3 separate regions of the Homo sapiens genome follow, and regions 2 and 3 are each linked to region 1. A link is a loop called in an ENCODE intact Hi-C map of the cell type or tissue named here. Cell type or tissue: PC-9. All regions are shown on one strand.

The links. Peaks named below come from ENCODE experiments on the same cell type or tissue, not always from the same donor. Only the 100,000 strongest peaks of a DNase experiment are listed, where the experiment ranks them.
Region 2: it touches region 1 in a loop (13-fold over the local background); 31 of 110 quality-filtered maps call a loop at or near these places.
Region 3: a loop joins it to region 1, with 6 times the contacts of the local background. A loop is called at or near these places in 3 of 110 quality-filtered maps.

Annotation. Positions count from the first base shown.
Region 1 is chr1:22,857,616-22,865,615 of GRCh38, reverse strand. It overlaps EPHB2 (EPH receptor B2), which reads right to left. Exons shown (of 16, transcript NM_017449.5): 4 at 2,424-2,579; 5 at 404-739. MIR4253 (microRNA 4253) reads left to right here and starts at 2,390; the gene lies at 2,390-2,457. RefSeq lists a silencer at 246-591. In PC-9, CTCF peaks have their summits at 3,120 and 3,321; a DNase peak (open chromatin) is centred at 3,585; H3K27ac peaks cover 1,603 bases.
Region 2 is chr1:22,701,530-22,709,529 of GRCh38, reverse strand. No RefSeq gene overlaps it. Among named protein-coding and RNA genes, the nearest start is that of EPHB2, 5.3 kb to the left of the region's middle. RefSeq lists a silencer at 1-4. In PC-9, CTCF peaks have their summits at 211, 4,726 and 4,926 (motif pointing left); a DNase peak (open chromatin) is centred at 4,869.
Region 3 is chr1:22,746,319-22,754,318 of GRCh38, reverse strand. All of the region lies in intron 1 of EPHB2 (EPH receptor B2), which reads right to left. Among named protein-coding and RNA genes, the nearest start is that of MIR4684, 31 kb to the right of the region's middle. RefSeq lists enhancers at 1-55, 3,756-3,805. In PC-9, no CTCF peak of the experiment used is centred here; DNase peaks (open chromatin) are centred at 3,578, 3,798 and 6,758; H3K27ac peaks cover 4,665 bases.

The DNA of each region.
Region 1 (8,000 bases):
ACAAGGAGCAGGGGACGTGGGGAAATGACACGGAAATAACCTGGGTCCCTGAGTCTCTGAGTGGATCAGAGTCACCACGCTGACGTGGACTGCTCACCTCTGGATTCTCCCATGAGAGAGAAATACATTCCACTCCTTTAAGTCACCTAATGTTGGATCTTTTTGTTACAGCAGCTTAACTTTTACCTTCAATAATATGCACTCAACAAATGGGAGCAATTGTTATTAATACCACTACAATGAAGAGGTAGCACTTACTCTCCCAGGTGGACCGATCACATGAAAAGCCTTTGAAAAGAAGAAATCACTCCATAGATGTGAAGGAGTCTTTTGTGAGGACTGCAGGACCCTCCCTGGCACAGCGCGATGGGGCACTCCCCTGGCCCACGTCGGAAGCACTTACCTGCCTGGTTGGTGGTGATGTTCACAGAGGCGAACTGAGGCGAGAAGGGGCTCTGGTCAGTAACGCCGTTCACAGCCTGGATCTCGAAGGTGTACTGGGTGTGGGCCAGCAGGTCACTGATGTAAATGCGTGGCTCGGTCAGGCCTAGCTGGCGTGGTGCGTACTGTACATTGTCCCCGCAGCGGGTGCAGGCACCCCGGCCCGAGCCACAGCTCTTGCAGATGATGTTGTAGACGAGGTCCTCTCGGCCTCCGGAGTCGCGGGGAGGGGTCCACTCCAGCATGAGGGAGGTCTCATTGACACTGGAAATCACAGCCTGGGGCGCGGAGGGGATGGCTGGGGCGGGGGAGAGGTGTTGGTCAGTGGGGGGCTCAGGGGGTACTATTCCCCATGTGACCACTCTGTGCCCGCTGCTCTGGCTCAGCCCCTCTGAAAGGACTTCCTTAAATTCTTTGTCCTGTCTCCCCACCAGAGAAATGTTTCTAGAATACAAGTTAGCCTGCTGTACATCTGCCCAAACCTTTCTCTCCTCCCAGCTTACAAACTGCTCAGTGTTTGTTACTGAGGATAGTATTTTTGCGTTTGGAATTATACCTGCCCAGTATCTATTTTCTCCTTCTTCCTTAGAACAGCCCAGCTTTATTCATGGTGGCAATATGTCCAGCTAAAAGATGGCATTTCCCAGCCTCCTGTGTTTAAGTGCTTGCCACTGATATAGAGCAGAAGTTGTTGACTAGGGCTGTTTCTTTAAAAAGAGACAGACAGCTATGGCGTGTCCCTTTGTCCTTTCCCTGCTTCTGCTGCCTAAAATGTGGGTGATGGCTGGGACTTCAGCAGCTATGCTGGACTATGAAGTGACGTTAAGAACAGAAACAACAGTGGCTAACACCTGTAATCCCAGCACTTTGGGAGGCCGAGGCAGGCGGATCACCTGAGGTCAGGAGTTCAAGACCAGCCTGGCCAACATAGGAAACCCCGTCTCTACTAAAAATACAAAAAATTAGCCGGGCATGATGGCGGATGCCTGTAATCCCAGTTACTCGGGAGGCTGAGGTGGGAGAACCACTTGAACCCGGGAGGTGGAAGTTGCCATGAGCTGAGATCATGATGCCATTGCATTCCAGAGCCTGGGCGACAGAGTGAAACTCCATCTCAAAAAAAAAAAAAAAAAAAAAAAAGAACAGAAACTAGGTTGGGCGTGGTGGCTCATGCCTGTAATCCAGCACTTTGGGAGGATGCGGGAAGATTCCTTGAGCCCGGGAGTTCAAATCTAGCCTTGGCAACATAGCGAGACCCTGTCTCTACAAAAAATTAGAAAAATTAGCTGGGTGTGGTGGTGCACGCCTGTAATCCCAGGTATTCAGGAGGCTGAGGGCAGAAGGCTGAGGGCACCTGAGCCCAGGAGGTTGAGGCTGCAGTGAGCTAGGATTATGCCATTCTGAATGGCAGAAAGAGCCAGGCCCCAAAGGCCATCGTGGATTGCCCATACTGTCCCAGGACTGTCTACCTTGGGCTCCTTTTGGGTGAGAGAATAAATCCGTACAGTTTCAGCCATAGGGCTCAGCTCTGTTACTTACAGCTGAATGCCATCCCTGACAGATACAGGGGTTGTGACGCTGCGTTCTCAGGCAGTGCCTTCCTAGAGGACCTTGGGCTGTGATTCAGGCAGCTGCTGCCAGGTTAGAACACTGGGCAGCCTTTTCTGCCACATATACTACCTGTGTTGCTTCATCTCCTGCCAAGCCTCCCATCCCCTGTCCCTTTGTGAATCCAGACCTTGACTTTATCTTCCATGTGACTCAGCAGAAGGGGGTAAGGAGCCAGATGCCAGCACTGTGGTGTCTGCAAGGTGGGAGCATGGCCACCCCAGGATGCCCCTTTCTTGAGCACTTTTCCATTTCTCTTCCCACCAGGGAAAGACTGGCTGTAACCGGACGGCACCCAATCCTCACTCTGAGCTTTTCTGCAGGTAGACCTGGGACTCGGCCAGCCATCGCCCTTGAGGGGCCCTAGGACTTACTTGTGCAGGGCATGTCCAGGGGGTCCAGGTCTGCTCTGTAGTAGCCATTGCGGCAGACACAGTTGGTGGCCCCTTCAGAAGTGGTCCGGCTGTTGATGGGACAGTGGGTACAGGCCTCATCCCCTTGGTTGGCCTTGAAAGTCCCAGATGGACAACCTGAGAGAGAAGACAAGGAGAGTCACCAGGAAACTGGATGAAGACTCAGAGAGGTCACGAGCCACGCAGCCTCACGGAGGGGCCACACAGCCTCGCGGAGGGGCCATGCAGCACCACTGCTGGAAAATCTCATCTCTTGAAGGGTTTGAAGTCTCCAGGCCCCAACGTGGGAGTTCTAATTCTGTCAGGGCTCCCTAGTTTCTTGTCCGTGAGCTGTCTAGGGCTCCCAGCAATCTTCCCTCACCTATCCCAGCTTGGCTGTGTCATGGTCTCTAGAATCAATCCTGACCTAGTTAGGAGGCACATCTGAAGATGTCTGGGGCAGTGTGCATGGGTCCTGGTCTTGCTTAATAATGTCTGGCTGGGCCCTGATTCTTAGAACTAGATCCTTGGGTTACAGACAATTAAGATGATTATACGGCAGAAGAAAAGTCCTAGGGCAGTGTAGAGAGGTGATGTGGTAGAATAGAGGAGGACACTACTTTTGGAATAAGACCGACCTGGCTTTGAGTACTGGCTAGGCCTTTTACTAGCTGTGCAGCCCCAGACAAGCTGCTTAACTACTCAGACTCAGTTTTCTTATTTGTAAAATTAGGATTCTAAGGCCCATCTCTGCAGGGTCATTGTGAGTATTCTGCTTAAGCGTAAGGCCCATGGCACAAGGCCTTGCACAGTATAGGTGCCCAATGAATATGTGATCAATTTATTAAAATATTAATAAAAGGCGGGCCTGCAGTACCAGGGCCAGCCTAAGGAGGGCACTGCTTGCACTCGGCCCTCATTTGGCTTCTCCCATGGGCTGTGGCCATCATCCCTGATATGGAGTCCACCCCCACTGTAGCTCTGAGTATGAGGTTAGGGCCTATAAGAGGCAACTGCCTTGTGTGCACACATATTCAAATCCACCTTCCTCTTCTTGCTGGCCCTGGGCTGAGAATCAGGAGGCTGAGGGTCTAGGCCCTGCCCCTCTCCCAGCTTCAGCCTGCTGGGTTCATGAACCCAGCTCTGCTATGATACCTGGAAGAGATTGTGCAATGGGTAAGTGGGTGGACAGGAAACAGCTTTGCAACAAACATTTCATCTCCTTGGGATGAAATGCAGCTAAACCATCCACAGGCCCCCAGGCCCTCACCGGGAGTACATTTTATGCCTGGGTGCTGTGGGTTCTTCAGCAAGTGACTCAGCTTCTCTGGACATTAGTTTCTGTGTATGTAAACAATTAACATAAATTTCCCTAGTTCATTTTTTCCAGCTCTAGTCTTCAAGGCTTATCTTCCCAGTCCAAGTCTTAGCAAACCACCCTCCCTCAACCCTCAACCAGCTCTGGCCTCAGAGACCCTGCCTTTCTTGGGGCCCAGAACATTGCTTGGGTTCAGAGTGCTTTACTTACCCACCAAAATTATTTTTCTGGGGGTCTCCTGGCCATGCTCTCAACTCCCCCAGGATCAGAGCCATGTCTGACTCACAGCTGCTTGTCCTGTGCCTAGCTTAGAATCTGCACCCAGCAAGTGCTCTGTAAATACTTCTTTTGTTGTTGTTATTAATTTTATTTTTATTTTTGTAGAGATGGGGGGTCTCACTATGTTGCTCAGGCTGGTCTTGAACTCCTGGGCTCAAGCAGTCCTCCTGCCTCAGCCTCCCAGAGTGCTGGGATTACAAGCAAAAGCCACCACACCTGGCCCATAAATACATCTTGGAGCTGCCTCCTTAAGTGGAATGAGCATGGGCTTTGGAGGCCATGCAAGCAGGAGGGCAGTGAACATAGTGGTTAGTGTGCAGGCTGCTGGCAAACCCAGACCCACCTGTGTGAGCAGTGTGGCCTCGGGGAAGTCACTTAAACTGTTTCCTTATCTGTAAAATGGGACAACAGTATCTACCTCCTAGAGTTGTTGTCAGTTTATATTGCTTAACTTATGTAAAAACACTTGTAACAGTTCCTGGCAGTACTAAGCCATCTGGTTCAAAAGCAATTTGCTGAGAGACCTTAGACAAGTTATTTGACCTCTCTGAGCTACATTGTTCTCATTGGTAAGAGCATCTACCACATAAAGTAATCATGAGGATTACTGCACTGGGTCTGGGTCCCCTGAGTCGTCCTGCCCTCCCTCTCGCCTTCCTCTTGGGCACCGACCTTTCCCTGATGGCTGGATGAAGGGGCAGCCTCACCATCTTGGCACTGCCCAGAGCTTCTGGGCAGTCAGGACATGCAGGCTGCAGCCCCAGCTCTGGTCGAGCAGTCGGCCTCTCTGAACGGGTTTCCTCCTCTGCAGAATGGGGGCACAAGGCTTCCAGGAAGGTCTAGAACCATCCTTAGAGATGCCAAAGGGTTTTGGCCCCAAGATCAGGCTCCTCCTGCTCCCTCTCTGGAGACAGCCTGCCCAGCTCAGCATCCCTCCTCCATCTGCGGGGCATTCCCGGGGGGGCCGCCAGTGGGTGGCTGCTCTCTCTCCCCTCTGTGCGGTGCCAGCCTCTCCATCTGGACTGCCTTTCTGGCTGCCCTCTCCCCCTTGCAGTGTCCTGGCTCCCTCTCAGACTCCCCAGGCTGCCCCTGCCCTAAGCCGCCCTTCATTTGCTCTGTTGCCTGGCCAGGTTCGACCCCCACCACCGGGCACTGTATCATTTCTGTATCTATGGCACTGCTTCATGAAACTCACTCTTCTCTGCCCTGGGAAGTGGCATCACTCTCCACCCTGTCCCCCCACAGCCAATCAATTACTAGGTCTTCCCTCCTCAGCAGTCTCTGGTCTGGTCTTGGCCGCTCCCCCCGCTGCCAGCATCTAGAAAGCTCTTTCCACCCACTCCTCAGCCTCTCACGCCATCTGGCCTCCTCCCACCCACCCACTCTCCAAACTAGCTCTCTGGAGTGCAGACCTTTCCAAGTCTTAAAAATCCACAATGGCACATACGTTGGAATACTATTCGGCCATAAAAAGGAACGAAGCATTGACACATGCTACGGTACAGGTGAACCCTGGACACATCGTGCTCAGTGAAAGAAGCCAGCCATGAAAGCAGGATTCCATTTATATGAAACAGGCCCAGCACAGGCACATCGAAAGAGACAGAAAGTCGATGCGTGGTTGCCAATGGCTGGGGATAGGGGAGCAGGGGGAGGAGGTGCTAATGGGGAACAGGGCTTCTTTTTGGGGTGATGAGTATGTTCTAAAATTGATTGTGGTGATGGTTGCACAATTCTGTGAATACACTAGAAACCACTGATTTGTATAATTTGTTTTTCTTTTTTGAGATGGAGTCTCGCTCTGTCACCCAGGCTGGAGTGCAGTGGCACAATCTCGGCTCACTGCAGCCTCCATCTCCCGGGTTCAAGCGATTCTCCTGCCTCAGCCTCCCGAGTAGCTGGGACTACAGGCGCGTGCCACCATGCCTGGCTAATTTGTATTTTTAGTAGACACGGGGTTTCACCATGTTGGCCAGGCTGGTCACGAACTCCTGACCTCAAGTGATCCACCCGCCTTGGCTCCCAAAGTGCTGGGATTACAGACATGAGCCACTGAGCCCAGCCTTATTTGTACAATTTAAATAGGCAAATTGTCTGGTATGTGAATTTTATCTCAATGAAGCCACTATCTTAAAATGTCCACATCAGCTCCCCAAGCAGACATGGGAAGCCCAAACTCTGCAGGGCCCCTGGGCCCCAGGGGGCTGGTACTTGCCCACCACTCCTACCTCAGTGTCTGGTGCTCTCTCACACTCACCTAGGTACAATACCCCCCCCCCCACCAGGCCCACCCCACACCCCTGGCTTTTGTCCATCTGCCCTCATTGCTTAGAATGCCTTCCCTTCACCATCAGGCAAACTCCTAGACCCCTTTAAGACATCATCTCTTCTAGGAAGTCTTCCCTGAGCCCCCTGGCAGGGTCTATTTTATTTATTTATTGAGACGGAGTCTCGCTGTGTTGACCAGGCTGGAGTGCAGTGGCATGATCTTGGCTCATTGCAACCTCTGCCTCCCAGGTTCAAGTGATTCTCCTGCCTCCGCCTCCCAAGTAGCTGGGATTACAGGCATGCACCACCACGCCGGGCTAATTTTTTTGTATACAGTGCCTATTTTAATTACTTGCTTATGAATGTGTCTACCTGGCTGGACTGTAAACTCCCAGTATAATGCTGGGTTTCTAGTGGGTGATGGGTGGATGAATGAGGGGCTGGAAGGGGATCGAGCCCCACCCCCTTAGTTGACATTTGAGGAAACTGAGGCCCAGAGAGGAACAGACAGACATAGCTCTTCAGTAGCAGAGGCCAATTCTGATCCCAAGTCTACTGTGTGACTGTGGGGTGCACTGGGGCCTCAGCTCCCATCAGCTACCTCTGAGAGGTCTGGGTGGCCACTGCCCACAGTGCCCGGGGGGCCACACCACTCCCAACTTCTGGGTGGGAAGGGAACCTGTCCTGCTGGCACCTGCATGTCACGTGCAGAAGTGGGAAGAAGACAATGAGACCTGAAACACAGGAAGGCAGTTGTACCTCTGACGGGCGTGTGGGCTTGGGAAGGCCTCCTCCCCTTTGAAACTCAGTCTCCTCATCTGGAAAGGGGGCTGATGATCCCTGCATGGAATAATGACAGAGAGAGCCATCGAATGGGTCTCTGCTCCACTGTGGCCTCTCTGCCAATCTTCCACAGTCCCTGGAGTGATCTGTTTAAAATGAATCAGACCTGCGGCATCTTGTCTAAACTCCCTCGTGCACCATTTATCCCCACTGCACTTAGAATAGACCCACATGCCTAGCCTGGCTACAAGGCCTGTGAGGTTGGTCCTGATGGTCTCCTGGACGCTTCCCCCTCCTCCTCTCACTCACTGCGCTCCTGCCTGTGGTCATCGAATGCGCTCTCACCTCCAGGCCTTTGGCCAAGCTGTTCCCTCTGCCCGGAAGGCTTTCCCTGCTCTTCCCGTCGCTGGCTCCTTTTCCTCCTTCAGACCCCAGCTTAAATGCCACCTCCTCCGAGAGGCCCACCCTGACCACCCTGGCTAAAGCAATTGTCTCTTGCTGTGTTCTGTCTCAGTCTCAGTTTCCTTTACTGACCCTCATCACAATTTGTAATTATATTAGAAAACGGTTTGTAAACTTGTGTGTTGTGTTTTTTCATGCACTGAAAGTACCTGGAAAGGGGAGGAGGAGCCGGGTCTGTCTGGCTTTCATTGTTTCTCCAGCCCCTAGCAGAGCCGCGGGCCGGTCGTAGGCACTTGATGTGTACAGGTTGATTGAATCAATGTGCCTCTTACAAGGTACCATCACAATCAGATAAGAAGGTGGGTGAGAAAATATTTAGCTGAGTCTGTGCCTGTCTGGGTACCACCAGAGTCATCCCGATCTTGCCAGCCCATCATCAGGCTCACATTCCTCTCTGCCTCCCATTTGTTCTCCCCATGGTCTTCCCAGGGACCTGTTGAACAGGGTAC
Region 2 (8,000 bases), 160 kb after region 1:
TTGGGAATCCATCTAAGGTTTGGAAAGTTGGGTCGTCTCTTGAAGCTCCAAGAGTCCAGTTGAAATGGGTGTCATCCTGGAAGGCCACCAGGAGGAGGCAGCCTGGGAGGGAGACAGAACAGGAGTGAGCAGGGAGAGAAGAGAAACAGGAGATTTCCCCCTATTAAGCCTACAGACCCCTCACCAGGGTCAAGAGCCAGTGGGGTGGGGCTGGCAGAGCCACTACCGTTCCTATTTGAGTGAGCAGGGAGAGAGGAGAAACGAAGATTCCCCCTTTTAAGTCTACAGACCCCTCACCAGGGTCAAGATCCACTGGGGTGGGGCTAGCCTTTATTTTCAGTTCTTGCCTGTCAGACCTTCCAGGAGACCCAGGGTTTGAGGGACCCCAAGCTTGGCCCATCTTGAGGCAATCCTCCCTCTCCTGGACAGAGCAGCTCTAAGCTCTGGCCCCCTCCAGTGCATCCAGGTGCTAGACACTTCCAAATTCAAGAAGTCATTATTGAGCACCTATTATGTACTGTGCAGATTCAGCTTTTTTGCTTTGTTTCTATTTCCTGGGACCCTTGACTCCACCTACCCAGGGCCAGTGGTTACTTCCTTTTTGTCTCAAAATAGGAAGACCAGTGACTCTGCTTTATTGAGGACATGGTACCAGGCACTAGGCTGGGCTTTGTTTATTTCTTGTCCCCCTTAATCTTTCCTACTCTGTGCACCAGGTGCTGATCTTTTCACATGATGAAACTGAGGACCAGATAAGTAATTTGTCCAAAGTCACATGGCAAATTGGGCTAGGATTCAACCCCATGTCCGTCCGACCCCAGTGCTGACCTCCTTGTACCTTTCACAGAAGCACAGAGCTCAGGGCTCTTCCCACAGGCTATTTCACAGATAAGGAAACTGAGGCCTAAAAAGGAAAGTGACTCACCCAACGTTATCTGATGAAATAGACATCTATCCAGGGCCTTTACCTGGCAAAAATAGAAAATTACTGATCATAATTAAGTTCCCCTTCTCTCACATCCTCTTCTCTCTAAACAGTATTTTATTCCCCATTTGGGGTGGCTGGGTTCTGCAGTCTGGCCAGGCTCTCCTCCCTGATTTCTTGGCAACCGCCTTTAGCTGTGCTTTTGTCCCAGCTGTGCACTCCACCTGGTTGCCTTCTTGGCTCTAAAGACTTGGATTCAGCCTCACCCCAGCCCCCACCAAGAGCTTAATTGACATTCGCCTCACCCCTCTCTGACTGACCTATTTGCCTATTATCTGTTCCCTGAAAGATAATCAGCCCCACATGGTCCATTGCTGGTTTCTCTGATGGATTGTTTCTGATTTGCACGTTATCTCTACAACTCCAGCCGACTGTGAGCTCCATGAGGGCAGTGCCTGGATGCAAAACTATACTGTACACTGCCAGGGCAGGAGGCCCCAGGGAGCATCTGACCCAATCCCCTCCTCAGCAGAGGAGGAGGCGGTTTAAGCTTCATTTGTCTAATGACAACAGCTACTCGAATTTGCAATCACGCTTTAACAGTTTACAAAGCAGCGTTCACACCCATCAACTCGACTCATGCTAATTCAACCAGCCTATCCTGCGAGCCAGCCCGGCAGCCAGGGAACGCCATTTTTCAGACGGGGAAATTGGGGCCCAAAGAGGGGCCACTTGCCCAAAGACATGTGGAAGGTTTGGGGTTTTTTGTTTGTTTTTGGTGCAGCTGGAGTGAGGCTTCAGTGACCTGTCTTGTCTAGGTCTCTTTCAATCAGAGTTGATTGACAAACATTAGTTGGGCACCTCCTGCATACCAGGCACTGAGGAGGCAGGGACGCAGCTGTGGACCTGCCAGACAAGGCCCTGCTCTCTGGGAGCCTATATTCTGCTGCAGAGAGACCTATATAGGGACAAGCTAATAACGATAATGGTAAGTGCGAGAAAGATAATGACCAGGGTGATGGGGCAGTGATTGACGGAGGGCAGGGGGCTGCTCTGGCCAGGGGAATCAGGGAAGGCCTCTTAGGCAACATGGCAGCTAAAAGCTGGACAGCGAGGAGTCTACCATGCCAACATGTGGGAAGAGAGCTCCAGGTGGAAGAAACTGCAGAGGCAAAGGCCCTGAGGTGGGAACACACTGGGTACCCTCTGGGAATAGGAGCTGAAGTACGGCAATCAACTGGAGCGTGGAGGAGGTTACATCAGGGAGGGAGAATATGGATTGTAGTTTAACCTCAATGGGGGAGTCATGGAGGATTATAAGTTGAGACTGGATAGATTGGAGGTAGAGGAAATAGCATGAACTTGGCTGAGCAGGGCCTGGGGGACCCCATGTGTTAACCCATGCCACCATCCTCCCGGTCTGTGGGGCTGGGCTGGCCTCTAGAGCCCCTAGATGGAGACACCAGGGGCTCTCTTAACTTGCTTCCCTTAACTTGACTCCCTTAACTCCCTAGCCCTCCCTTAACTTACTGTGTGACCTTGGGCAGGGTACTCACCGTCTCTGGGCCCCACTTGCCACAAATGCCAAATGAGGGCATTGGCCAAGGTGGTTTCTCTGAGGCCACTTTCAGCCCTCTCTTTGTCGTGGATTCAGTGGGGGCAACAGGACCTTGGTGAGGATCTCAGCCATACCAGAGGATGCCAATGAGCTCTAGGCTCCCTTTGCTTTCCCTGAGGCTCCTTCTTCCTGAGGGGAAAGGTAGTGGGGCTCTTGAAGGGGGGAAACATGTTACACTGAGTGGCAGAGCCCAGAGAAAACATAGAATAGACATCCCCTCTCGGTGTACCCAAGTCTCTGACTCCCATCCCAGTGGCTTTGCTGACTGATGCAGGATTGATGGGGTCACATGGCCATTTGTGGGTCAAACCATCCCTACAGCCAGTGCCAGGCCAGGGGGAATTTCTTTTTTTTTACTATATATATTTTTTATTATGCTTTAAGTTCTAGGATACATGTGCACAACGTGCAGGTTTGTTACATATGTATACATGTGCCATGCTGGTGTGCTGCACCCATTAACTCGTCATTTACATTAGGTATTTCTCCTAATGCTATCCCTCCCCACTGCCCCCACCCCACAACAGGCCCTGACGTGTGATGTTCCCCACCTGTGTCCAAGTGTTCTCATTGTTCCATTCCCACCTATGAGTGAGAACATGCGGTGTTTGGTTTTCTGCCCTTGTGATAGTTTGCTCAGAATGATGGTTTCCAGCTTCATCCATGGCCCTATAAAGGACATGAACTCATCCTTTTTTAAGGCTGCATAGTATTCCATGGTGTTTATGTGCCACATTTTCTTAATCCAGTCTATCATTGATGGACATTTGGGTTGGTTCCAAGTCTTTGCTATTGTGAATAGGGCCTCAATAAACATATGTGTGCATGTGTCTTTATAGCAGCACGATTTATAATCCTTTGGGTATATACCCAGTAATGGGATCGCTGGGTCAAATGGTATTTCTAGTTCTAGATCCTTGAGGAATCGCCACACTGTCTTCCACAATGGTTGAACTAGTTTTCAGTCCCACCAACGGTGTAAAAGTGTTCCTATTTCTCCACATCCTCTCCAGCATCTGTTGTTTCCTGACTTTTTAATGATCACCATTCTAACTGGTATAGATGGTATCTCATTGTGGTTTTGATTTGCATTTCTCTGATGGCCAGTGATGATGAGCATTTTTTCCTGTGTCTATTGGCTGCATAAATGTACAGAGACATGGCTCAAATTCTAGTTCTGTCACCAGTTGGCTGTGTGACCTCAGACAGGGCTCTTCCCCTTTCTGGGCCTGAGTTGAGAGCCCCAGATCTACCCTCATGAAGCTCATGAACCAGCACTGTCCAATAGAAATATGATCTAAGCCCCACATATAATTAAACCATTTCTAGTAGGCATATTTAAAAAAAAGAAAAAGAAATAGATGGAGTTAATTTTAATATATTTATTAACCCAATATATCCAAAATATTATCATTTCAGCATGTAATGAATGAACCATTTTACATTCTTTTTTCACACGAAGCCTTTGCAATGTAGCATGCATTTTATATTTCAGCATAGCTCAACTTGCACTAGCTACATTTCAAGTATTCAATAGACACGTGTGGCTGGTGGCTAGTGGCTACCATTATTGGATAGCACAGATATAGACACTGACGGCAATAGTTATCCTAAGGAACTCAAAGTGCTGTTTAATAGAGGTTGTCCAAACCTTCTGCGGGCACAGAGGAGGGAGTCACTACTTCTGCTTAGAGAAGGGGAGAAAGCTTCCTGGAGGAGGTTACATTTAAAAGATAAAAAAATGCCTTGATAGCTAATCCTCTTTCTTCCCACTTTCAAGAAATCTTTTCTTTCTACCTTATGATAAAAGAAACACATACTTATTGTTAAAAATAAAGAAGATATAGAAGAGATAAGAAAGAAAACAAAAACCACCTCTAATCTCCACAGCCTGAGAGCCACTACTAATATTTTGATCTGTTTCCATCCAGGTACTTTTTTTTTAAGGCACAAGTATTTTGCATGTAACTATAATCTTGCTGTCTGTATGGTGCTGTGTCCTATTTTTTCCCACCCAGCACCATGGAGTGAGCATTCCCTTGGGTTGTTAAAAACCCTCTGGAAACATCATTGCTAACCACTGCATACTATTCCAGGGGGGTGATGGGCCGTGAAACCAGAAACTCTCCTGCTTTCCCACTTCTCCTGGAGGTACCTGCGAACCCAGCTCCACTTTGGATGCCCCTCTGAGCACAGAGGCTGCAGGGAGAATGGAGAGAAGCAACCAGGAGGGGAGAGTTCCCTGAAAGCCACCCTTTGCTTGACTCCTCACTGTCAGCCCTGGGTCTTTGTGACTCAGAGCTGGAGGAGGCTGGGCTGGGCTGCAGCTCCAATTAGCCAGTCTCTTGACTGCCACCTGGTGGTCCTGGAAGTGAATTCACCCTCTAGGAGAACCATCAGGGAGGTGGCCAGAGGCAAGAGGTGCAGGGGTCCTGGGTTTCCACTTTTGACCCCTGGCCCTGCACCCCACTTCATGACCAGCCTTCTGGGGAAGGGGTCATCTGAGTTTTCATTCTGGAGAAGGGCTTCCCTCCTGCTGTCATTCTAAAGGGTCGTAGCTTGGGGAGAGGACTGCCTGGGTGCAAATCCAGCACCACCTCTTATAAGCACGGAGTCCTCAGGCCAGTCTACTTTTCTGTCTCAGTCTCCTGATCTGTAACATGGACTAATAATAGTGCCTATCCCCTAGAGCTGTGAGGCTGAAATGAGATAATCCATGTGGACAAGCACGGGGCCTTGTCCACAGTACATGTTCAGTGTTTTAAATTATTTAATGTCAGAGGGAAATTAAGTGCAAAGTACAAGGATGAATCTTATTAAATCTCATCCTGTTTCTCTGGTTCTCTGCTCTTAACCCTTAAGCCCCTTTGTTGGAGCCACTTTCCTGCTCACAAGTCTTGAATGCCCCCCTACTCCCCCCTGCAATAAATATAAACTCCCTAGCCTGGCATTTGAGGCCCTTCAAGGACGGGACCCAGCCCACCTTCCCAGTCTTGTCTCACTGTTCACCTCCAGGTACCCTCTGCCCCAGCCAAACCATTGTCCTCAGGTCTCCAGGAACTCCTCCATTTTCTCACCTCCACTCTTTCCTCATGCTCAGCTTCACGCTAGACCACATTTCTCCCCATCCTGTCTTCCAGAATTCTGCTTATCCTCCAAAGACCTCATCACAGACCAGCTCCTCAGGAATCCTTCCATAGACCCATGCCCCTTCTGGAAACCTCCCCAGCCTGCTGATGACACACACCTCAATTTCCTTCATCCTATGTTCTTGCAAAGTAGCCTTGAGGAGCAGAAAGAGTGTGGCCTTTGGAGTTAGGGAAGGGATGTGTTAGAATCATGCATGATCTTGAGCAGGGAGAATACTCAACCTCGTTAAGCCTCAGTTTTTTTCTCTCTTTTTTTTTATTTTAGAGATAGGTCTCACTCTGTTGCATAAGCTGGAGTACAGAGGCGTGATCATAGCTCATTGCAGCCTCAAACTTCAGGGCTCAAGCGATCCTCCCACCTCAGCCTCCAAAAATGCTGGAATTACAGGCATGAGCCACTGCACCCAGCCCTCAAATTTCCTTATTTGTCAAGTGGACCAGATCCTTATAGGTTCGTGATGAGCATAGCATGCAACGACAAACAGAAAATACCTGGCATTAGAGAATACCTGTGAAATGTCAATTTCCTTTCCCTGCGAGTTCATGCCCCATCCATACGTGAAGCTGCCCTAGGGCAGACTACATTCTGTTCACCCCTGAATCCAAGTCCAGCAAAGGGCCTGACACATGGGCACTGACTAATTGCTTGCTAGAATGAATGGAAACTTCTCTCCCACCAGTACAAAGAACCTTCTTGGCATAGGAAATAAGTGGTAAAATGCTACCCAGTAGCTGTGAGCCATGTAGCTCCCAGTAGCTCCATTACCACGTGGAGCCAAAGACTCACTTCCTCCTGGGAGCTGGGAGGGCCTGGCTTGTCTAGCTTGTAGGTGAGGCTCCTGGTGGGTGGGTGGGTGTCTAGCTTCAGTGGGTAGCCTGTTTCCACAGTCTGTTCCCACCCATCATCTGCTTTAATCCTTGCAACAACCTTGTGAGCCTGGCAGCCCTTTCACTTTACAGTGGAGGAAACTGCAGGCAGGAGAGGAAGTGACTTAGCTAAGGTCGCTCAACAGACTCCTGAATGCTGGGCTGGGAGCCAGGTCTCCCAATTCCCCAGATTAAGGCCTTTCCGAAGCTTGTAGCTATGATATGGTTGCAAAGGCACTGGATTTAATGTCAGGAGAAACGAGTTGAAATCCCAACTCAGCCCTTTACTTTCTGTGTGGCTTTGGGTGGTTGTGTAACTTCTTGAACCTCAGTTTCCTTGTGGCCAGGGGCCCTGTTGGAAGATGAAAGAAGCCAGGAGATGGGAAACACCTCTGTCAACTGTGGAGTGCCGTATCCAGGTAAAAGGTTGTTATGTTGTTACGGTTGTATACTGAGACTGATATGGGATACTTTGATCTTTGCGCCCCACAGGAGCACACAGAATTTTATGGCTATTCCCCTGGCCGACCGTTTCCCAATCTGCGTCTCTCCTGGAGTTTGATAATGCTGTTTTGATGGGTTCCTGGTAACAGAGGTGCAGCAGGGTGGGGGAGCTGGGCGAGTGAGCTGGGTGTGGAGGCTCTGAAGGCCAGGACAGCTGTCCCCTATCCGGGTACAATCACAGAAAAGATCCAGACTAGGCTGGGCACTGGGGTTGGGGACACATACAGAAGGGTAAGGCACAGGTCCCATTTTTTAAGGACCCTGGACGTGAGAAGAAAAAAGTCATGGAACTGGGTGTGGGTGTAGCTAAGCTCTCTGGAAAGGTTTTAGCTGATTCACATTTAAAGAGGACCAGGCAAAGAAGACGTTCTGGAAGTGTTTGCCAAATGGACGCGTGGATGGATGGATGGATGGTTGGTTGGTTGGACAGACAGAGAGGAGAGGACATGATGATAAGCAGGCAGGCTTCTAGGAGGTAGTGACATGTGAGCCATGATGATTCTCTGGATTGCAAGAAATTGACTAAGGAGTTTTTGGAAGGACACATAAGGCAATCAAAACCCAGGAATCTCTACTTTGTGATCAGGACTTATTGGAACCCAGCAAAAGCCTTAGGGGGCCTGAATAGGACTTGTAGTTATTGAGAATCAAAGGCATCTGTAGCTACTGAGATAATGATAATAATAACAATTACTGGCTGGGCGTGGTGGCTCACACCTGTAATCCCAGCACTTTGGGAGGCCAAGGTGGGAGGATCACTTGAGGCCGGGAGTTCAAAATGAGCCTGGGCAACATAGCAAGATCCTGTCTCTACAAAAATAAAAATAAAAAAATTAGTGGGGCGTGGTAGTGCACACCTGTAGTTCTAGCTACTTGGGAGGGTGAGGTGAGAGAATCCCTTGAGCCCAGGAGGTTGAGGCTGCAGTGAGTTATGATT
Region 3 (8,000 bases), 110 kb after region 1:
GTGAGTCATTTGTAGAACAACAGTGAGAACATGGCTTGAGATGGTAGAAATTGAGACTGACAGCTGGGAACCACAAGACGGGAGGTTTCTGAGCACCTTTGAGCCACCATTTTGGTTTGGTTTGGGGACATTTCTGCTATCTCCATGGGCTGAAAGCTTCCTGGCTGCCTGTCTCACTCCTGGGGTGGCCACAGAGGGTCCAGTGTCTCTGGGGTGCCCCCTAAGGAGCCCACAGAACACTCAGGCCCAGGATTTGGGGTCCTTACAGCGGCCTGGAACCCCAGGGGATCACGAATCTAAGTGTCTTGGGCCTGTGTAAGGGTGAAGCTAAGGTTGAGTTGCAGGCTCTAAGGCCTTCCTGTCTTTTGGTGAACGAAGACTCATCCCTGCAATCCCAGCACCCTCCCGGCTTGAGGCAGAGGTTTGGGGAAGGCCCTTTCACCACATCTGGAGCTCATTACGCCGAGAAGCTGGAGAGGCGGAGGATATAAATGGGTCCAGCAAGGGTTTAGATAAATACTGGGATGATAGATCCACACCAGGTTATTGAGAGAAAGTGAAAGGATGTCCAAAGAAGATCCTTAACCTTGTCAAGCTCCCCGACAAACTGTCCCCAGGGGGCCCGTCCACTCAGCAGCCTCATCTCCTGCCTCTCCCCCACAGGCAGCCTGGGCACAGCCAAAGGAAAAGGCCCCTCCCACTCCGCACTCCACGCTTGTGCCTGTGCTGGTCTCTGCACCTAGCCAGCCCTTGCCTTCCCTTCCGACTCGGCTCATGGGAGCCTTCCCTGACCACCCAGACTGGGCTTGGTGCCTGCGCTTCCTCCATCAGGGCAGGGGACCGACTGACTTTGGATATCCACCAAAGCCACCTGACTGGACCATGACAGCCCAGTGCAGGACCCAGTGCCTCGTGATCATGTGACAAGAGGAGCCATCATTTAAGTGTCCAGCACGGGCCAGGATGTGTGCCGAGCATTTGATGTGCAGTGACTCATTTAATCCACATAACAATCTGGTAAGGGACCCCCATTTTACAGATGAGGCACCTGAAGGTCAGAGAGTGAAAGCAACTTGCCCAGGGTCACACAGCCAAGATTTGGGAAAACTGGCCTGTAAATCCAGGGTTGCCCAACTCTGGAGCTCACACTCTTTCTTCCATACCACAATGCCTAAACCAGTAGTGGGTGAAAAAGACTGTTGACTGGAAGAACAGATGGGAAACAAAATATCAGCCTGGGCCAGGTGTAGTGGTTCATGCCTGTAGTCCCAGCACTTTGGGAGGCCAAGACAGGAGGATCACTTGAGCCCAGGAGTTCAAGAGCAGCCTGGGCAACATAGTGAGATCCTGTCTCCAAAAAAAAAAAACATAGCCCAGCATGATGGCATGCACCTGTAGTCCTAGCTAATCAGGAGGCTGAGGCAGGAAGATTGCTTGAGCCCAGTAATCTGACGCTGCAGCAAGTCATGACTATACCACTGCACTCCAGCCGGGGCGACAGAGCAAGACTCCAATTCAAAACATATGTGTGTGTGCATGTGTGTGTGTGTACGTGTAAGTATAAATATATACTTTATAAATATTAAAATACATGAAAATAATATTAAAATATTAAAAATGTATTTACATGCACATATTTTTATATACAAATATATAGATCAGCCTGGATCCAACTCTGCTCAGGCCTTCTTCAGAGGCTCTTACTAAAAAGCAGGTTTTAATTCCCTTGTATGTCCTGACTACGTGGTAATTTTATATTTTATTTTATTATTTTATTTTATTTTTGTATTATTTTATTTTATTATTTTATTATTATATTTTATTATTATTCTTTCTTTGAGGCAGGGTCTCACTCTGTAACCCAGGCTGGAGTGCAATGGTGCAACCTCAACCTCCTGGGCTCAAGCCATCCTCCCACCTCAGCTTCCCAAGTAACTGGGATAACAGGTGCACACCACCATGCCCAGCTAATTTTTGTATTTTTGTAGAGATGGGTTTTCGCCGTGTTTCCCAGACTGGTCTTGAACTCCTGGGCTCAAGGAATCTGCTTGCCTTGGCCCCCCAAAGTGCTGGGATTATGGGCGTGAGCCCACCCCACCTAGTAATTTTAGAGTGTTGCACACTTTTCTGCCTACACAAGGAATAAAAACAATCATAAATAACACCTGTGAAGTAGGTCAGACATTTCCAAGAACACTCATCATGTTTAAGTTTCACAATAACCCTGCATGGTTTCACTGGACAGATGAAGAAACTGAGGCTGGGAGTGGAGAAATGACCAACCCAAGGCCACACGGAACTAGTGAACGCCCAAATCCAAAGCCTGTGACTGGTGTCACTGTGCACAGGGTGGAACTCCAGACCGAAGCCTGATTTTTAAAGAAGACAGCCCCCAACTTGGGGTATTCTCATCTCTATGATGGGGACAATGGCCCTAATTCATTCTCCGCTTCCCAGGACCCTCATGGAGAAAGCTGGTGGCCTTCATGACAAAGGAGGCAGCCCTGCAGCGAGGCAACTCCAGAAGGAGCTGACATCATTCCCGCCTTTCTGTGTGGCAGGTGATCCTCCCAGCCCACTGTCTTTGATCTTGTACATCCCCATTTCCTACCTGAGGATGGCACAGCTTGCAGGGGCTAAGCATCCTAAAGAAAGCCACATAGTGGGTATACGGCAGAACCAGGACTTGAACCCAGGGTCAGCTCGCATCTCTCAAGGCAGAGGCTGTGAAAGCTTCTGGAAAGGCGTAAAGGTAGGGAAGGTGAGCCCTGACCAGCAGGCTGAGGACAGAGCTCCCCACTCAGGCTCTGTTGAGACTTGGAAGACAAGGTAAAGACATACAACAGATGTCAGCTCAGCAGTGGCCAAAATGCTGACTTGGGCTTGGGCCTTGGGGCTCAGATCTGCCTGTTCCCAGAACAGCAGAGATAACAGGGATCCTGTTACAGCACCGGGACACTTCTGGGCAGGTGAGCACACCTCTGTGCTCCTGCCACCTGGCGCCCCATCAGTCCTGCGTGCAGGAAGCAGATGGGCGTGGGTGGCAGGTGAGCGCTCCCATCTGTCCTGGCAGCCTCCAGGCTCACTCGCTGTGTGACCTCTGCTAGGTCCCATCCCCTCTCTGTTCTTCAGAGCATCCCCCTCCACCAAATGAAGGGCTTGGACTGACCAGTGTTCTTCAAACTTCAGTAGCCCTTGAACTACTGTTAGGACTTTGGCTATTTCCACACAACCACTTGAACTCCACTTTACTTTTAAATTGGCTCACCTATTTTCATGGAAATAAATTCATCAGTAAAGGAAAAAATCAGGCTACTGCTGGAACTAGAAGAGAGCCAGCACCAATTCTGAGAATCAGAGGTAGTCTGGGGAGATGCTTAAGAGCATGGGCTCTGGGGCCTGCTGCCTGGATTCCTAGTCCTTGCTCTGACACTCTGGAGGTGTGACCCAGGCAGGTTACTCAACCTCTCTGTGTATCAGCTTACTCATCTGGAAGGTGGATAATAGCACCTGTCTCATAAAGTCGTAATGGGGATGAAATATTTGTAATATTTGCAAAGCACTTAGAAAGTGCCATTTGTATGTTTGTTAAATAAAAATATATAAGCTAAACTATTCATGATGAAAACAAGATGATGTCCTGGCATTCCAGCTCCCTAGCAGGTTCTGAGCTTGAAGTCTGCTTTTCCCAATTGAAAAGGGAGATTAGGGGCTGTCAGAGAGGTGTTAGAGACATGCTGGCAGGAAACAGAGACTTTCTCCATGAGTAATCAGCAGGCACGGAGGAGAAGGGAAGGGGAACTTTCTTACTGTGTGATTCAGCGTTATTTAATGCCATTTCCGTGTTCCCCTGGAGCCTGCTCCGTCTGACACTCATGTAAACACAGGACTAAAGCACATCAGAAGTCTGGCTCTGGTGACCCAGGACTCCAGAAAGAGAAGAGAGCAAAGCTCTGATGCCACAGAAGGGTCCGGGCCTCAGCACCCATCCCAGCCCATCTCTCCTGCTCCCCCTGCCCCTTGCCTGCTGAAAATCCTTCTACTGCCCCAGCCACTACCTTCCCTGGATTGTAGGGCTGCCCCAATATAAACTACCCCACTGCCTTTCTTTTCATAGAGAGGTGGCCCATGGGAGAAGTTGAGATAAGGATTCTGGACTTTAAATTCCACATCTGACACTTGCTTGCTGTGTGACCTTGGGCAAGTCACATCCCTGCTCTGGTCTGTTTCCTCATCTGCCAAGTAAGAATATAACTGCCTTCTTCAGGGGGCCTTGGGGGCTTATTAATGAGATAATGCAGGTTAAGGTCTTTGCACAGCTCTGAGTGCACAGCTGGCACTCAATGAATGACAGTTGTTACTATAAATAAATTCAAAATTTGAGAAGAAAGTCCTTTGTCAAACCACACGTCTTGATTAGGGTAACTTCATGTATCCCCTCCTCATCCCCATCCTTTTGTCCGTATGTCTTTCTAGGTGTTCCATGAGGGCAGGGACCAGCTGACTCATCTCAGTATCTTCAGCCCCCAGTATAGGGTCTGGAACCCAATGGAGGTCCAGCTGAGTGAGTGAATGAATGAACGAATGAATGAATGAATGGCTCCGGTAGACATAAGCCACCCTGTGGACGGGGAGGAGACAGCATCCTTCCCCTCTCCATCCTGGGCCCAATACCTTCACCTTCCTTTCCCCTTCCCTCAAAGAGGAGCCAGGAGGGACAGCTCCCCTGGCAATGGGAGCTGATGTCACATAGGATCTGTGACACAAGACAACCAAGAAACACCTGTTGTCACCCACAGAACCAAACACCTTGGTCTGAATCCTTCAATTCACTTCCAGGTTTCTGGTGGATCTTTATCATGTGCCCAGACCTGGGTGAGGCAGTGTTGGGGGTAGAGAGTTCTAGAAGAAATGCACATCCCAGTCCCTGCCCTGCATTCCTCTTTTTTTCCAGGGCACCAACATGCTGGCCAAAAGCAAAGCCAGAAAGTAAAAAGGAGGCTGGGTGTGGTGGCTCACACCCTAATCCCAGTACTTTGGGAAGCCAAGGTGGGCAGATCGCTTGAGGTCAGGAGTTCGAGACCAGCCTGGCCAACCTGGTGAAACCCTGCCTCTATTAAAAATACAAAAATGAGCTAGGCGTGGTGGCACCTGCCTGTAGTCCCAGCTACTAGGGAGGCTGAGGCATGAGGATCACTTGAACCCAGGAGGCGGAGGTTGCAGTGAGGCGAGATCCCACCACTGCACTCCAGCCTGGGCAACAGAGTGAAACTCCATCTCAAAAGAAAAAAAAAAAGCCACAAAGTAAAAAGGAAAGAATGGGACAGGCGCCGATGACCAGCAGCTCACAGACAAGAGGGCCCATGACGTGTAGCCTACCTTGTTGGTTTTCATAAAATGCGATACATTCTACTAGGTTGGTGCAAAAGTAATTCTGGTTTTTGCCATTACTTTCAAAGGCAAAAACCACAATTACTTTTGCACCAACCTAATATTATTTCTAGAAAGAATTGGAGGAAACTTTATAATTAAAATAAATTATATAATTTATTTTATTTTAATATCATATATGTGTGTGTTTATGTATGTACATATATCTCAGGACATTAGAATCAAATTTTTGTAAAAAGAGGACCCAGAGCTGGGCGCAGTGGCTCACGCCTGTAATCTCAGCACTTTGGGAGGCCGAGGTGGGCAGATCATGAGGTCAGGAGTTCGAGACCAGCCTGACCAACATGGTGAAACCCTGTCTCTACTAAAAATACAAAAATTAGCTGGGCATGATGGTGTGCACCTGTAATCCCAGCTACTCAGGAGGCTGAGGCAGGAGAATGGTGTGAACCTGGGAGGTGGAGCTTGCAGTGAGCTGAGATCACGCCACTGCACTCCAGCCTGGGCGACAGAGCAAGACTCCATCTCAAAAAAAAGAAAAAAAAAAAAAGGACCCAGAAAGCCCCCTTGAGGTAAGGGAAAGATCATTCTTCCATGAACCTAATTAGGAAACAACGTTTGCTCTGAGCTTCCCAGCAGCCAAAGTGAGACAGGAAGCAAGTTGGCAGGGTATGATGAAGGAATATTAAGAATAACAGCCAAACTTACTGAGTGCTTACTCTGTGGCAGGCATTAAGAGCTTCACGTGTGGAAACACATTGAATGTTCACAGTAACCCAGTGAAATTGATAAGATTACTTGCTCCATTTTACAGATGGGGAAACTAAGGCCAGAGAGGATTAAATAACTTGCACAAGTGGTAGCAGGAAGTTGAGCCAGGATGTGAACTAGGAAATTCAGTTCTAGAGTCATACTCGTTCTCAGCTACCATGCTATCCTGCCAGGCCCTTAAATGTGGTTCTTTACTGGCTTCACACAGCTCCACCACAGTGTGTTATTATCTTCAGGTGCTGAATGAAGTAACTGAGGCACAGAGAGGTGAAGTGACTTGCCCAAAGTCACACAGCTCATCAGTGGCTGAGTGGGGCCACCCAACTTCATTGTCCTTTTCCCCAGGCAGACCGGCTCCGCTCTACAGCACGATGGGTTCTAGAGCTCAAGCCACCAACAAATGGGTTCATTCCAGGTGAGGAGACAGGTCGCACCTGAGTCCCCAAACAGCAGAGGAACCCCGACGGCTCGCTTGCCTGCTCTCCTGCAGGCCGCCCCTGCTGGCAGAGGTCCCTGATGACTGGGGGTCTGGCAATGCCAGCTCACAGACCACATGCCACCCCAAGGTGTTTGCTTTGCTCAGCTGGGTGGGTGAGTCATCTCAGAGCCCCCCTCCCTTGCCTGTGGCTGTGCAAGGGCTTTGGCAGCTGGGATTTGAGGAATCTCAAGCCCCTCTCGATTTGCTCTACCAGGATGACAAAGAATCTCTGGAACAGCCTAGTTGGTCTGGCATCAACAGACCTTGATTTTGAGTCGGGCCTTGGGCAAGCCACTTCACCACCTGGGGGCAATGTCAAGGATTAAGTAATATAACTCCGTAAAAGCACTTATCAGAGTGCTTTGGCACAGAAAAAGGGCTTAATAAATTTCAGCCATTATTAATACAAGTAACCTTGCCTGGGCTATCTGTGGCCCACAGCTGCTGTGACCACAGTGAACAGAGGACGTGAGCCCGCCTTGCTTGGGCCCTCAGTCCGGTGACTGAACCCTGAGCAGAAGGCAGTTCTCCCTGTTTGCCTGGGTTTCTGGTAAGCAGCAGCTGATGCAGAACCCGAGTTTGGCTGTGTGATCTGGGGCCAGCCAATCTCCCTCTCTGGGCCTCAGTTTCCCCCTCTATAAAAGAAGAGGCTTGGACTGAGGGACTCTCCTGCTCTCACCACCTGTCACTTCTTCCTTTATTTCATCTGACTTTAAAACACTCCCTAGGAGGGAGGCAGGGCTGGTCCTAACCCCCTTCCAGGAATGGGGAAAGCAAGGCTAACCTAAGAGATTTGCACCCCCGGGGGGTCACAGGTCAGGAGGGTGCAGAGGGAAGTGTGTGGATGTGGCCTCAGAGCGGGGTCTGAATCCCAGCTCCCCTACACCCTCGTGGGAAGGTCATGAAGAAAACACACTTCACACCTTTGTGACCTGACTTCTGCATCCTGAAAGGTGGAGGTGAGGCCTCCCGTGCAGAAGGAGGTCAGGATTTAGAGATGTGTATTGGAGGGCCTAACATGGTCCATGGTCCACGGTCCACAGTAGGTGGTCGATCATGGAAGTTTTGTTATTCTTTGCAAAAGGCTAATTTCACCATCTCATCTCCCCCCTGCAGAACACACTGCAGTGACTTCCTGTTGCTCCAAGTGTGAAGACACACAGGGTGGGGCTCAAGGAGGAGCCCACAGGCCTCCCTGGCCTCACCCTGCCCCACTCTTCATGGAGCTCTCAGTTCCAGCCACTCTGGTTCCTTTTGACCACCAATAACTCACACTCCTACTGGATCTTTGCCCAAGATGTTCCCCAGCTTGGTGCACCCTCCCTTCCCTTTTAGCCAGGTCAACTCCCGCTCATCTTTC